2 separate regions of the Homo sapiens genome follow, and region 1 is linked to region 2. A link is a loop called in an ENCODE intact Hi-C map of the cell type or tissue named here. Cell type or tissue: endothelial cell of umbilical vein. All regions are shown on one strand. Each heading gives the region's core, and the rest is flanking DNA. Links, peaks and the distances in the headings are about the cores only.

The links. A loop is a pair of places that touch in the nucleus more often than their neighbours do. Peaks named below come from ENCODE experiments on the same cell type or tissue, not always from the same donor. Only the 100,000 strongest peaks of a DNase experiment are listed, where the experiment ranks them.
Region 1: a loop joins it to region 2, with 2.3 times the contacts of the local background. A loop is called at or near these places in 2 of 110 quality-filtered maps.

What each region holds. Positions count from the first base shown.
Region 1 is chr1:44,841,842-44,844,643 of GRCh38, reverse strand. PTCH2 (patched 2) reads left to right here and starts at 1,391. Exons shown (of 22, transcript NM_003738.5): 1 at 1,391-1,783; 2 at 2,605-2,797. The coding sequence starts at 1,712. RefSeq lists a silencer at 1,176-1,445. In endothelial cell of umbilical vein, for the core only: no CTCF peak of the experiment used is centred there; a DNase peak (open chromatin) is centred at 1,243; H3K4me3 peaks cover 880 bases.
Region 2 is chr1:44,924,008-44,926,809 of GRCh38, reverse strand. It overlaps EIF2B3 (eukaryotic translation initiation factor 2B subunit gamma), which reads left to right. Exons shown (of 12, transcript NM_020365.5): 5 at 71-182. Among named protein-coding and RNA genes, the nearest start is that of EIF2B3, 61 kb to the left of the region's middle. In endothelial cell of umbilical vein, for the core only: a CTCF peak has its summit at 1,587 (motif pointing left); a DNase peak (open chromatin) is centred at 1,669; H3K27ac peaks cover 1,553 bases.

The DNA of each region.
Region 1 (2,802 bases), core at 214-2,713, 82 kb after region 2:
AGATGACCTGAGCCCAGGAGTTTGAGACCAACCTGGGCAACATGGCAAAACCCTGTCTATACAAAATTACAAAAATTAGCTAGGTGTGGTGGTGCACACCTGTAGTCCCAGCCATTTGGGAGGTCGAGGTGGGAGGATCCCTTGAGACTGGGAGCTCAAGGCTGCAGTGTGCTGTGAAGGCACCACTGCACTCCAACCTGGGCAACAGAGGGAGATCCTGCCTCAAAAAAAAAAAAAAAAAGGTGGGTTTTGGGGGTGATTCAAGTTCAGTTTTTGAAGATTATCTGCCAAGACAAAAGGACCAAAACATGTACAAAGGCAGGAACGAGGGAACACTGATGTGAGGGAACTATGGGAGAGAAGGCTTTAGCTAGATCACACAGGGCCCTGTGCTCCAAGTGGGCCTTGTGCTTTGGAGCTATCAGATTTGCATGTTAGAGAAATGACTCTGGTCTCAGTGGAGAGAGTGGACTGAAGAGGGCAAGAATGGAAGCCGGGAAGAGTGAACAGAAGAAATCTTGGGCTTTGATTGGGTCGGAAAGAAAGTGTGGCCCTACCCACTTTGATGCCATCTCTAAGACCTACTGCTACCTGACCCCCGACCTCTGGAAGGAGACTGTATTCACCAAGTCTCCCTATCAGGAATTCACTGACCACCTCGTCAAGACCCACACCAGAGTCTCCGCGCAGAGGATCCAGGCTCCAGCTGTGGCTACAACATAGGGTTTTTATACAAGAAAAATAAAGTGAATTAAGCCTGAAAAAAAAAAAAAAGAAAAGAAAAAGAAATTGTGGCCCTAGGCCGGGCGCGGTGGCTCACGCTTGTCATCCCAACACTTTGGGAGGCTGAGGCGGGCGGATATCCTGAGCTCGGGAGTCTGAGACCAACCGGGGCAACATGGCGAAACCCGTTCTCTACCAAAAATACAAAAAGCCGGGCGTGGTGGTGCATGCCTGTGATCCCAGCTACTCGGGAGGCTGAGGTGGGAGGATGGCTTGAGCCTGGAAGGCGGAGCCTGCAAGCCGAGATGGAGCCACTGCACTCCAGCCTGGGTGACAGAGTGAGACCCCGTCTTAAAAAAAAAAAAAAAAGTGTATCCCTAACAGAGCCCGCAAAGGCCCTTTCTCAGCGTAAGCCTCTGGACTTACACTTGGCCGGCGCTGCGCCTCTCCGGGATCCCCCTCCCTCCTCCTCCCTGGGGCCCCGCGGGCGGGAGGGAGGCGCGGGGTGGCCCAGCCTGGGTGGTCTCCCGCCCCGCCCCCTGCGGCGCCGTTACCTAGCAGCGGGCCGGGCCGCGCGGCTAGGGTAATTTGCGGGCCCCTCAGCCAATGGGAGGGCGTCGCCCCGGCCAGCTCCCTTTTCTGGAGCTCCAGCCGCCTCCCGGGGACTGCAGTTGCCACCTCGAGCCCTGCTGTGCGTCTCGGGCCAGCAATTCCGCCTGCGCGCGGGACCCATTCCTCCTCCAGCCGCCGCGGCCCACGGCCCACGGAGCGGGTGAATCCCGGCGCCGCGCCCCGGACCCGCAGCTCCCTGCACTCCTCCCTCCCAGCCGCTTTAACACCCACACCCCACAGTCTCTCCCACGCCCGCGCCTTGGCGGCCCCACTGAATCCCTACGCGGGGCCCAGCGGTACCGGGAGACCGGGCTAGCCTATGGGAGCGCCCAGATAACGCGGGTTGGGGGCGCCCGCGCCCCCCATCCCCGCCAGCATGACTCGATCGCCGCCCCTCAGAGAGCTGCCCCCGAGTTACACACCCCCAGCTCGAACCGCAGCACCCCAGGTGAGTAGAGGGGGAGCTGGAAGAAGGAAGAGAGCGGAGCCAGGTCTGTCACTCGGGCCTCTGCAAGGTTTGTGATGTCTTGAAGTGCCGAGTGTCATTAGATGTCTGAAGGCAAGTGAGAGCCAGCACCGCAAGCAAGTTGTGCGTGTGTGTCGGTGTGTCTGTGCCGGTGTCTCCTCATCGTCTGGCCAGTGAGAATGAATGTCTGTGGGTTCACCTCTGTGTCCACCCGACGACAGGTGTGTGTACATATGTATCCTGCTCTCAGAAAATGGGCCTATGCCGGCCGGGCGCGGTGACTCACGCCTGTAATCCCAACACTGGGAGGCTGAGGCAGGCAGATTACCTGAGGTCAGGAGTTCGAGACCAGCCAGGCCAACATGGGGAAACTCTGTCTCTACTAAAAATAAAAAATTAGCAGGGCGTGGTGGCGGGCGCCTGTAGTCCCAACTACTCGGGAGGCTGAGGCAGGAGAATCTCTTGAACCTGGGAGGCGGAGGTTGCAGTCAGCCGAGATCACACCACTGCACTCCAGCCAGGGCAACAGAGCGAGACTGCGTCTCAAAAAAAAAAAAAAAAAAAAAAAGGAGAGAAAACAAAAAGAAAAGAAAGGAAAATAGGCCTATGCCTTCCTCAGGTGTGTGCTGGGGATGGTGGGTGTTACATCTTCCAAGTCTGGGCCTGTGTCTGTGTTGGTGCTCCCTGTCCCACATCCAGAAATCAAGAAGCGAGGGCTGGGCAGCAGATATACAGGGTGAGAAGGGAAGGATTTCATGCATTGTTGCAGTGATGCCTGGCTGACCCTTCTCTTTCCATCCCAGATCCTAGCTGGGAGCCTGAAGGCTCCACTCTGGCTTCGTGCTTACTTCCAGGGCCTGCTCTTCTCTCTGGGATGCGGGATCCAGAGACATTGTGGCAAAGTGCTCTTTCTGGGACTGTTGGCCTTTGGGGCCCTGGCATTAGGTCTCCGCATGGCCATTATTGAGACAAACTTGGAACAGCTCTGGGTAGAAGGTAAG
Region 2 (2,802 bases), core at 62-2,561:
TTCCCTGGTGTATTCATACAGGCAGGGCAAATGGCTTTATTTGATTTTTTTTTTCTTTTGTATGATTCAGTGGAGCAGCGTGACTTCATTGGAGTGGACAGCACAGGAAAGAGGCTGCTCTTCATGGCTAATGAAGCAGACTTGGATGAAGAGCTGGTCATTAAGGGATCCATCCTACAGAAGTAAGCCCTAGGGTTTTTTCTTCTGGCAATTCTCCTTGTCTTAAAACAAAATAAAACCACCCAGTGGATGGGAAAGAGGGAATGAAAACTAGACTATACTGTGTGAAATTGACAAAAGTATGTGAATATTTTTCCCATGAGACAGGATGAAGGCTTTTCTTCACTGCATAAGCCTGTTTCCCTGTCTTTTCTTGCCAAGGTAGAGCCAAATCCTGCAAAAGAGTAAAGCAAAGCAGCTGTGAGGAGAACAGGACTGTCTTTCTGACAGTGTTATAAATCCCCTTTAAAAAAAAAAGTGGTAAAAAAAACACATGACATAAAATGTACCATTGTAACCTTTGTTTTTTTGTTTTGTTTTGGTTTGGTTTGGTTTGGCTTTGGTTTTTGTTTTAAGTTTTTTGAGACTGAGTCTCACTCTGTCACCCAGGCTGGAGTACAGTGGTGCAATCTTGGCTCACTGCGACCTCTGCCTCCTGGGTTCAAGTGATTCTCCTGCCTCAGCCTCCTGAGTAGCTGGGATTACAGGTATGCGCCACCACGCCCAGCTAATTTTTGTATTTTTAGTAGAGACGGAGTTTCACCATGTTGGCCAGGCTGGTCTCTAGCTCCTGACCTCAAGTGATCCGCCCACCTCGGCCCCCCAAAGTGCTAGGATTACAGGCGTGAGCCACCGTGCGGCCCATTCTAAGTGGCCTTTTTTTTTGGAGAGGGAGTCTTGCTCTGTTGCCCAGGCTGGAATGCAATGGTGCAATCTTGGCTCACTGTAACCTCCGCCTCCCAGGTTCAAGCGATTCTCCTGCCTCAGCCTCCCAAGCAGCTGGGACTACAGGCATGTGCCACCACACCCAGCTAATTTTTGTATTTTTAGTAGATACGGGGTTTCACCATATTGGCTGGGCTGGTATTGAACTCCTGACCCGTAGTCCACCCGCCTCAGCCCCCAAAGTGCTGGGGATTACAGGAGTGAGCCACCGTGCCCAGCCCTAAGTGGCCATTTTTAAGTGAACAGTTGAGTAGTGTTAAATGTGTTCACATTGTGGTGAAACAGATCTCGAGAACTTTCATCTTGCAAATCTGAAATTCTATACCTATCAAACAACAGCTCCCCTCCCCATTTTTTTCTCCCCGCAAGGCCTTGCTACCCACGATTCTACTTTAAATATCTAAGTGAAATCATACAATATTGGTCTTTTTGTGACTGGCTAATTTTACTTAGCATAATGTCCTCAAGGTTTGTCCATGCCGTAGCATATAACGGATTTCGTTTTTTTTAAGGCTGAATAATACTCCGTTGTATGTATGTAGCCACATTTTGTCATCCATTTATCTTCTGACAGACATTTGAGTTGCTGCCACCTCTTGGCTATTGTGAATAGTGCTGCAGTGAACGTGGGTGTACAGACATCTCTTCAAGACCTTGCTTTCAGTTCTTTTGGATATATATTTAGAAGTGGGATTACTGGATCATATGGTAGAGAACTATGATGTTTAATTTTTTGAGGAAACTACATACTGTTTCCATGGCATTTTCACTATTTTACAATCCCACCAACAGTGCATAAGAGCCCCAGTTTCTCCACACCAGTACTTACATGGTAGCTGGTCTCAGATACAGAAGGAAAAGAGAATTCATTTATGTTATATCAAAACAAATAAAACATCTGGGCAGAGCCATGACTCAAGCATGAGTAAGCTCAAAAGAATCAGAATGTCAGCTGTACAAATATACTACAGAAAACAAAATGAAAGCAAGAAAAATGTCCCGTAAAAGACAAAGAAGCTATCCTGAAAAGAATATAACTCAAGAAACAGAAGAAATTTTCTTAAAACTATGCAACTGTATAACCATAAAACTACTTATTACAACATGAATTTAATAAATAAAAGTTCAGTAATGAGATGATAAAAAAGAGGATATTATAGAACCAAAAAAAAGAGGATTGGCCAGGCATGGTGGCTCACGCCTGTAATTCCAGCACTTTGGGAGGCAGAGGCAGGTGGATCACAAGGTCGGGAGATCGAGACTATCCTGGCTAACACAGTGAAACCCCGTCTCTACTAAAAATACAAAAATTAGCCAGGCGTGGTGGCATGTGCCTGTAGTCCCAGCTACTTGGGAGGCTGAGGCAGGAGAATTGCTTGAACCCAAGAGTCAGGGGTTGCAGTGAGCCTAGATTGCGCTGGGCGACAGAGTGAGACTCGGTCTCAAAAAACAAACAAAAACAAACAAACAAAAAAAGGATTAAATTATTACAGAGTTAATAAATTTTAAAATAGCTAAAGAATGGCATAGACACCACTGAAAATCAAATTATTGACAAAGAGGAATGGTCTGAGATATCAGTGATCTAGGTAAAAAAGAAAATCGTTTAAGAAATTAGAATCTCTGGCTGGGCGCGGTGGCTCACGCCTGTAATCCCAGCACTTTGGGAGGCCTAGGCGGGGGGATCACGAGGTCAGGAGATCAAGACCATCTTGGCTAACACGGTGAAACCCTGTCTCTACTAAAAATACAAAAAATTAGCTGGGTGTGGTGGCAGGCACCTGTAGTCCCAGCTACTCGGGAGGCTGAGGCAGGAGAATGGCATGAACCTGGGAGGCAGAGCTTGCAGTGAGCCGA